Regions from separate parts of the Mus musculus genome. Here region 1 is linked to region 2. Evidence: chromatin loops called from intact Hi-C (ENCODE). Cell type or tissue: gastrocnemius. All regions are shown on one strand. Links, peaks and the distances in the headings refer to the core of each region. The heading gives the core; the rest is flanking DNA.

Region 1 (4,377 bases), core at 151-4,150, 220 kb after region 2:
GTGAGCTGGTGTCTTTGGTACCCAGTGGGCAGCAGCTGGAAGGGCTGCTAGATACCCCTCAGCAGGGAAGCCAGTCACACCCAAAGAAGCTCACATTTTCTAGATGGAAAGGTAGACGGGATGTTTCTGCCTTCTGTCCAGAGGTTCACTGGCTTGTTTAGTTCCTACACTTGTGGCTCCCACAAGGGACTGCTGTGTAGGGCTTCCAGGAAGGCAGAACAAATCATAACCATTAGGCAGTTGACAGGCAGATGAGGCCAAGAGCCCTCAGTTGGGCGGGGTCTGAGTGATGCTATCGAAGCAGCCAGCCAGTCAGCCCATTTCCTGTCAGGAAAGGATAAGTGGTGAGGCTCTGGAGTGGGAAGTGTCCCCCCTTCTCTACTGTGCCTTTAACTTGGGTACCTCTCCTCTGTCAAGACCAGAGCAGAACTGAGTTAGGGGAGGAGTGTGCAGGCTGGAGTGAGGGAGTACCTAGGTTCCTGGCTGTCCTTGGCTGTCCCAAGTCCAGAGTCCAGGCTGGCAGGACGCCAAGCTGTTCCTCAGAAACAGGAGTTTTCCCCCTGAGCCTCCCGCGGCTGGGCATCCCAAGGTATTTAACCACATCTCTGGCCTCCTGTAACAACCAAGAGTACCAGGAGTGTAAAATCCATCCCCACTGATCAGGGCTGCTTGAAGGGAGCCTGTGCCTTCTGCTTGAGCTTTCCCTGCTTGGGCAAGCTCTCTGGCAGTCTGCAGTGTAACATGGCATCCCCCAAGCCATCGGGATGACGTGTGGCTTGCAGATAACAACCTGAGACAGGAAGTGATTTTAACCTACCCAGCCACGTGTGCTAATGGCTGCTTGCATCTGAAACACTGAAGGACCACTGGGCGTGGCTGAGATTATAGCTCATGATCTTGGACTCCTCCCACCCCCACCCCACCCCCAGACAAGGTCACTCTATGAAACAGCAACTCACTTTGCAGACCAGGCTGGCCTCAAACTCTTAACTCTAGGAGCAGAGTCCTAACCATGGCAATAAGCATGGCTTCTTATTCTTCTCCCTGCCCTTGGATTCCCTGCAACCTCCCCCCCCCTCCAACATGTGCACCCCAGCCCATGGAGTGGGCAACAAGTTTTTGTGACCTTGGTAATGTTACTTGACCTGTCTGAACCACAACCCCGGGGCAGGGGGTGGGGAGGACTGTGAGATTTAGGGATGACCTTTCTGGAGTACACGGATTCTCAGTAAGGGCTGAGGACTAACAGGATGCTGTGAACAGCCAGGCAAGCTGTGTACTGCAGAGGTGTCGCCACGCTAGTGAGTGAAAGATACACACACACACATACACACACACACACAGGAGATATGACTGCTCCTAAACGTGGCAGAGATAAAAGGGAGTTTTTGGTTTTTGTTTTGTTTTTTAGATAAAAGGGAGCATATAGCCAGAGTGAACAGACCCTTCCTGAGCTGGGTCATGTGAGAAGAGGGAGGAGGAGAGACAGAGACAGGAAAATAAAAGAGTAGACAAAAAAAAAAAAATAAAGGTGGGGGGCTGAGTAACCAAAATGGCTGGATTATAGAGGGAAGGGCAGCCTGGTCCCTGGGCTCAAGGGTTCAGAGTAGAGGTTCTGGTGTGCCAGCCAGGAGGACCCCGTAACAGGTAGGGACTGAGGGATGCTGGGAGAACCTGGTGGCCAGAGCAGCTTTGATAGATTAAAAAGGCACCTCAGGTGGCCATTTGACCTGAGTTTGAGACTTAATGGTGAGGACAGTTAGCACATTTCATCTCTGGTTGTGACAAACTTGTTACAATATGACAAAAGATGGAAGAAGGAACTGGAGGACCGCAGACCGCCATTGGTACAGTTAGCCAAGCCCCGGGTTGTTACCGCAGGAAACATTGTACCACTGAGCTACCCCCGGCAAGCCTTCCCCACCTCTTACTTTTTTTTTTGAGATATGTCTTATTTATGTAGCCCAGGCTAGCCTCAGACTCACCATCTTTCTGCTTACGACTCCCAATTTATAATGGGCACATACCCCAACCCAATCTGAGACCCGAGTTCCTGACCAACCCCTAATTCTGCAGAGGATGGATCAGCAGAGCCAGAACCCAGAAGGAGTCCAGCGGTGCGGTGCATCCGGGGCCACTGAGACTCTTCTTCCTCTCTCTCGCAGGTCAACATGGTGGTTCTCGGCAAGTACCTGGGCATCCCTAAGCCCTTCGGCCCGCTCATCAATGGTCGCTGCTGCCTGGAGGAGAAGGTGCGCTCCCTGCTGGAGCCGCTGGGTCTGCGCTGCGTCTTTATCGACGACTTTCTCTTTTACCACCAACTGCTCGGAGAGATCCACTGTGGCACCAACGTGCGGAGGAAACCTTTTACCTTTAAGTGGTGGAACTCCGTGCCCTGAGCCTGCCCGACCACCACCCTTGCTTCCCAGCTGATGGGAGTCCCAGGGCAAGGGCAAGGGCCACGAACCAGCCTCCACCCTCCTTGGGCCTGAAAGTGGGCTGGCTACTGTGGTCAGCTGAGCGCCAGGAGGACAACACACTTCTTCGTTCCTGGAGTCGCCTGCCCTGCCCTGGAGACTATCGCCACTTTTCCTTCTCCCATTCCCAGCTAGAGCCCTGAGAGGGTCAAGGCCGGAAGTTGAGCCTGTTCAAGGTGTGGCCTCCGCAGCCACGCCCCACTTTGAGCTGTCCCACCCCCAACCCTCCACCTCTCTGAAACCCGAGAAAAATAGCTCTGGAACGAAATGCCCACCTTGCCAGGACCCTGGGGCAAGAGCACCGTGGTTTCATATGACTCCTGGATTGCGTAAGATGTAAAGGAAGATTTGGGGCGTCCTTCTTCCCAAAGGACCTCAGGCCATGGCCCTCTGGCACCGTTCAGTTCAACGGAGGCAAGCAAGGGCAGGAAAACTCAGTCCTTGAAAGCGAGCAGGCACAAAAGCCCCTCTAATGCTCAACTCCATCCAGTCCGACCTCTGCAGGATGCTCGTTACCTGCCGGAGCAGCCTTTAATTATGAGCCCTGGTGCTTCCTGTTGGAAGATGCCGCGGGCCATAGGGAGCCCGTCGTAAGTCTGCAAGCGTGGGTGGGGGTGGGCAGGAAGGTTGGACCAGGAAAGCAGAGAGCTTGCCCATCTTGGGGTGGGGAACCTGGAAGCCTGGGACTCGTGGCTGGGTGTTTAGGGCCCCTGAACCTGAAGGCTGTTGGTCCAGATGTGGAGGGGGTGGGGCCCAAGGTATTAGGAGAGGGTGGGGTAGGTCATTAAGTTACATCTGGAGGTGAGGCCTAATTTCCTCTAATAGTCTCTAATTACTCCCGATCCTGCTGCAGGCAGTGGGAGGGAAGGGCCCACACTCCCCTAGCAGCCAGGGACCCTACACAACATTTGTACTGCCCCAGTAAACCCCATGGCAGGCCTGTGTCCCCCACCCCCACCCCCAGTAGGACAGACAGCTGGCCTGGAGGCTAATAGCACCAGCTGAGGTAACAGAGGCATGTGGAGGCAAGCAGGCAGGCAGACCCAGCTGCAGGGCATGGCTGGCAGAGGCCTGCCATCTTCCTCCTGTGGTCCAGGAGCCACCACAGGCCACTGGATTCTGTCTTGGTATTTTTAGTAGTTTCTGGTGCCACCCCAGACTTGAGGCAGCTGCTGTCACTTCATAACCGGCGGACACTCAGTTAGCGAAGGCTTCCATGAAAGTGTTAGGCTAGGCATGGCCTAGTAGGCATTGGCTCTTCCCCCTTCCAGAAGGGTCTGTGGAACTGGAACCCCATTTGTAGGCTCTCTGCACGAACAGCCTCCTCTATGAGCATGGCCCGGCTGCAGCTGAGACACGGAGAAGGAGAAGAAGAAGATAAAGGAGGATGAGAAGGGTTGGGGCGATGCCCGACCTCTGAAGAGGAGAGGAGACAGGCGACCATGGGAGCAAGTCTTCAGCACCACATGATGGGGACTCTGGAGTTGCCGCTCAGGCTGTCTGGGGTCCTGGCTGACTGGCCACCGTCTTTCTCATCAATAAAAACATCGTTGTGCATTCTTTAACTGGCTGCCTCATTTGCGCCTGGGCCGACAGAGGGATAAGAAAATGAGGGGCCAGCTTCCCTGATCTCCACACCCTAGCACAGATCCCTAGGCTCGGTGCCAGCAGGGCCTCAGGCGGCCCTTGTCAGCTGAGCAGCTTCCTGGGCTGAGGCAGGTGAATGCCAGACAGCCGCTGATTCGACAGAATCCTTGATCCATGGCCACTCCCCCGCGCCGCCCCCCCCCCCCCCGCCTGCCTGAGATACTATCGAGGAGGGACCTGCCTCTTCCTCTTCCTCTTCCTCTCCTCTTCCCTTGGTTTTATGGAAAGAGGTGGGGAGGCTGGCAGAAGGGGG
Region 2 (4,377 bases), core at 227-4,226:
AGCCGACAGTCAAGCCCTGCTGCTGGCCAAGGAAACTCTGACTGGTATGGGGGCTGAGTCCTGGGGCTTTGTGCTAGACTTAAGCAGGAGTCAGTCAGAAGTTAGGAGCCCTGAGTGAGGTGCATGGCTATGGCTGGCCTGGGTTCCTTATCCAGGGCTGTCACATGGCTCCCTGAACAGGCCCTTCCCTCTCTGAGTTAGGTTCCTTTGGCACCAGAGGTAGGGGCATGGCCACCTGCCTAGCCTGTTGCCAGGATGAGGTGAAGGAGCTAGCGAAGGCCTTGGCAGAGTGCCAGCTGTGGCTGCTGCTGCTTCGTCATCAGGGAGGCTGGAGGGTTCTGAGGTCCTTAGAGAACTCTGGGCTCCATCAGCTGCTGTCGTGAATCTCAGTCCCATGGTCCCAGCCCAGGGTTCCCGCACGCGCCCCACACTCTGTACTCGGTCCTTCCAGCTCAGCACAGTAGCTCAGCAGCTGTGGGGGTCATGGAAAGCAACTTTCCAGAGTCACACAGACCCAGGGAGGGCAATGCTGTTGGGCTCACACCTGGGCGACATACACAGGTCCAGGTGGGACATGCCTCCTGCTTTGTCCCTCAGTGAGGGGCACTGTCCCTAGTGGAGACACTCCATAAAGCTTGAGTGGTTGCTGGTCTTGGAGCATCGTCTTTGACGAGGATGAGGTTAAACTAACCAGGCGCATCATCCAAGCCAAGTACTGTGATGTGCTAGGGCATATGGATTGCATTGACCCAGCAAGCGTGTCAGTGACAGAGACACTGTGTCTTTGATATCCTTCTTCTCTGTGGTGCCCTTTTCACCAGCCATTCTGTCCCCTGTCCATGAGGAGAGCAGAGCCAGTGAGCCCGTGAGGCAGGTGGGGAACTGGTACCCAGAGGGGTGAGCCACTCCCTCAAGGAAGTCAGCATTGGTGCCACGAAAGTGTTCTCACCTGATTTTGCCCGTGTGGCTCATACAGCCCAAGTCTGCCGGTCCAGAGGGACATGTGACTCAGCCCTGCCTTCCTGCCATCCGTCCCTCTTGTGCAGGGGAGCTGGCAGGCCTACGGCAGCAGGTAACATCCACAGAAGAGAAGGCAGCCTTGGACAAGGAGCTGATGACCCAGAAGCTAGTGCAAGCCGAGCGGGAGGCACAGGCCTCTCTGCGGGAGCAGCGGGCAGCCCATGAGGAGGATCTCCAGAGACTGCAGCATGAGAAGGTTTGGTCCTGGGGAGGAGTGGGCAGGGCTCTGAGTCTCCCTGTCTCTGTGCTCTCCTCTGTCTTGCCCTGCCTCAGTTTCCATATCTGTGAAACAGATGCCTGCCATAGAAGATATGAGGATATATAGCTGGGGGTAGCTGAGAAGATAAGGGGTGAGGGTGGTTGTCCTTATCAGATACATAGAGCTCCAGGCCCCAAACCAGGTCTAAACCTGATGGAGACCCACAGTCATTGGAGCAAGGCCGGTGTAGCATACAGCAGAAAGCAGGGTGTGGTGGCGTACACCTTTAATCCTAGCACCCAGAAAGCAGAGGCAGGCAGATCTTAGAGTTCGAGACCAGTCTGGTCTACATAGTTCCAGAATAGCCAGGGCTACATGACGAGAGGCCTTGTTTCAAAACAAACAAGTGTCCAGTAGAAAGCTTCTACTTCATCAATAAGGTTCAGGACTGACAGGGCAGGGCGTGCCAGGGAAGTCACTTGCACACTTGAGTCAGCTTGTATTTCCTGAGTTTGAGTCTGACCTTGGTCTCACTCCACTGATGCCATATAAGGTTTTTGTGCCTTCATTTTTCCTTCCATAGAAACGGATAGATTGCTATGGGGTCCTGTGAAGGGGTTAGCGCAGCCACCAAGTGCTTAGTAAATTTCCTGGCAGTTCCTGTTACTTGAGAATCCCCAGCACGGAGTGTTTCCCAGGACAGGGCTTCAAAAACAGCCTGGGCAGGGCGGCCTCCAACAGCTATGGTCCCCGTGCAGGACTCATAGAGTGGTGAAAAAGATGCCTCCCTTGTCCCCCACCTCCACGGATTTGGGTGGAAATTACCACATATGGCCAGTAGGTGGCAGGGCAGCGCCTGAAGAAGGGCCTCACCCACCACCAGAGACAGGCAGTGCCCTCACCCTGAGAAAGCTGTCCTTGCCATGGCTGTATCATGTTCCCAGTGAGCCATGCGCTGTGGCCCCTGGCACCACCTTTCCTGGCCTTGTCAGTGCCCACAAGCCTGTATTCTCTTCAGCTTCTCTGACAGTCTGAGTCCCAGAGGTTTTTTGCATCCAGCCTTATTTCCTCTACACAACCCTCTAGCTGTCTGAACAGAGTTGGAGAGATGGCCCAGCAGCTAAGAGCACTTGCTGCTCTTCTAGAGGACCTGGTTTTGGTTTCCAGCATCCACACGATGGCTCACAACCATCTGTAACTTTAGTTCCAGGGAATCCAATGCCATCTTCTAACCGCCAGAAGCATCAGGCGTGCACATGGTGCATAGACATACTTGCAGACAAATATTCACACACATGAATAAACCTAAAAGTTTAAAAAATAACATTCGGGTTGTCTATCACCTGGGCTTGGGGGTCCCCATTGTCCCCTTAGCCCTCAGTGCCACAGCTCACCTGGTCAGACCAGTGCCTGTGCCTGTGGCTTTGGCCCACTGTCACCGTGTCCCAGCCTCCAGGCTACACTGCTGGCCTAGTTCTCCCCCTCCCTGGATGGCTGCTGACCATCCTCCCCAGGGGCATTCCTGTTCTCATCCCAGGCCACTGGGGTTCCCTGTTGTCTTCACAGACCTGAGGTGACCTCAGCACAGCTTCCAGTGCCCTGCCCTGCAGTGACCTGGTGGCACGGCTCTTAGCTCTGGGGTGTTTGTGCCTTCTTCTGACCCGACGTCTGCAAGGAACCTTGTGGGCCCCTCCTAGTGTGTCACATAGCCCTGCTCTGGCCCTCAGGAGGCTGCATGGCGGGAGCTTCAGGCAGAGCGGGCCCAGCTGCAGGGCCAGCTGCAGCAGGAGCGAGAGGAGCTGCTGGCACGGATGGAGGCCGAGAAGGAGGAGCTGAGCAAGGAGATTGCCGCGCTGCAGCAGGAGCGGGACGAGGGCCTGCTGCTGGCAGAGAGCGAAAAGCAGCAGGTCTGTGAGCTGGGGAGGGGGGTGGGGAGTAGTGGGACAGCTCTGGGGCTCTCCCCCTCTGCCCAGCGCACCCCCACCCAGCAGCTAGGAGTGCAGGAAGCAGCCAGGTTCTTCCGGGGTCTCAGCTCTCACTGCAGGGCAGGAGAGTTGGAGGCCTAGCACAGTGACAGTGACAGGTGGCACAGGGCATGCTGTCTTCCGGTCTCCTGCCTCCGCTTGCCTCAGGCTGGATGCCTCTGACTGGGCTGTGCCCATAGGCACTTGCTGATCCTTCCAAATTGTTAATTCTTGGTTTTCTGTAAGGTAATGGAGCAGGTCAGACTTGATTATCTCCTGCTTTGTCGCCCTGGGCAAATCACATTCCCCCTGAGCTACAGCTTTCTCATCTGTAACTGAGACTCAAGGAAGTCTTCACCTCCAGGGGGGAAGTTGAAGCATCAGTTAGATCTGTAGATCATGTCCACACCCGGGTTCTGCTGCTGTTCCTTAGCAGGCGCCTCTGCCCTTCGTCCTCCAGTGGTGGGCCATTGTTGCGAGCCAGCACCAGCGGAAGGCTAGGAGAAAGGCCCAGCCACACCCTAAGGCCTGTCATCCTTGCCTCTGCCTAGGCCTTGTCCCTGAAGGAGTCCGAGAAGACGGCGCTGTCGGAGAAGTTGATGGGAACTCGGCACAGTCTGGCTGCCATCTCTCTGGAGATGGAACGGCAGAAGCGAGATGCCCAGAGCCGGCAGGAACAGGACCGGGTAGGTAGGCAGCCCAGCTGGGCCTGTGACCAAGGGGAAACCAGCATGGCTTGAAGGGGCTTGTTAGAGTGGAGGGCCTGGAGATGCTGCCAGGTTGTGTGGAAGGTCCAGCCCTTCCTTCAGGACCCCCAACTGAAGGAGGTGGCCACCAGCTCCACCTTGGTGAGACTACTAGTATAGAGAGGTGAGCTTCAAGGAAGGCACCGAGGTTTGGTAGGCCCCTGGGAGGGCTAGTCCTGGGGTTGAGCAGTGCAGCGGGGTGGGTGTTGGGGGCCACGTCAGGAATAAGCGTGAGGATCTTGGTCACTTCAGAACACACTGAACGCCCTGACATCTGAACTTCGAGACCTCCGGGCCCAGCTGGAGGAAGCCACTGCCGCCCATGCCCAGACGGTGAAAGAGCTGGAGGAACGGACGGGGAACCTGGGCCGGCAGCGGGAGGCCTGCATGCGGGAGGTGAACTGACGCTACTGTCCTGGCATCACTGAGGGCTGCTGCGTGTATGCTG

The links. Peaks named below come from ENCODE experiments on the same cell type or tissue, not always from the same donor. Only the 100,000 strongest peaks of a DNase experiment are listed, where the experiment ranks them.
Region 1: it touches region 2 in a loop (1.9-fold over the local background); 1 of 42 quality-filtered maps calls a loop at or near these places.

What each region holds. Positions count from the first base shown.
Region 1 is chr4:140,812,643-140,817,019 of GRCm38, reverse strand. It overlaps Padi1 (peptidyl arginine deiminase, type I), which reads left to right. Exons shown (of 16, transcript NM_011059.2): 16 at 2,166-4,039. The coding sequence ends at 2,399. Gm13032 (predicted gene 13032) reads right to left here. Exons shown (of 3, transcript NR_045944.1): 2 at 2,753-3,826; 3 at 1-324. Among named protein-coding and RNA genes, the nearest start is that of Gm13032, 3.8 kb to the right of the region's middle. In gastrocnemius, for the core only: a CTCF peak has its summit at 2,271; DNase peaks (open chromatin) are centred at 535, 2,249 and 4,149; H3K4me3 peaks cover 1,379 bases; H3K27ac peaks cover 998 bases.
Region 2 is chr4:141,029,641-141,034,017 of GRCm38, reverse strand. It overlaps Crocc (ciliary rootlet coiled-coil, rootletin), which reads left to right. Exons shown (of 37, transcript NM_172122.2): 19 at 1-44; 20 at 1,047-1,216; 21 at 2,947-3,126; 22 at 3,735-3,869; 23 at 4,182-4,325. Among named protein-coding and RNA genes, the nearest start is that of Mfap2, 21 kb to the right of the region's middle. In gastrocnemius, for the core only: a CTCF peak has its summit at 2,056 (motif pointing right); DNase peaks (open chromatin) are centred at 261 and 2,069; H3K4me3 peaks cover 577 bases; H3K27ac peaks cover 1,665 bases.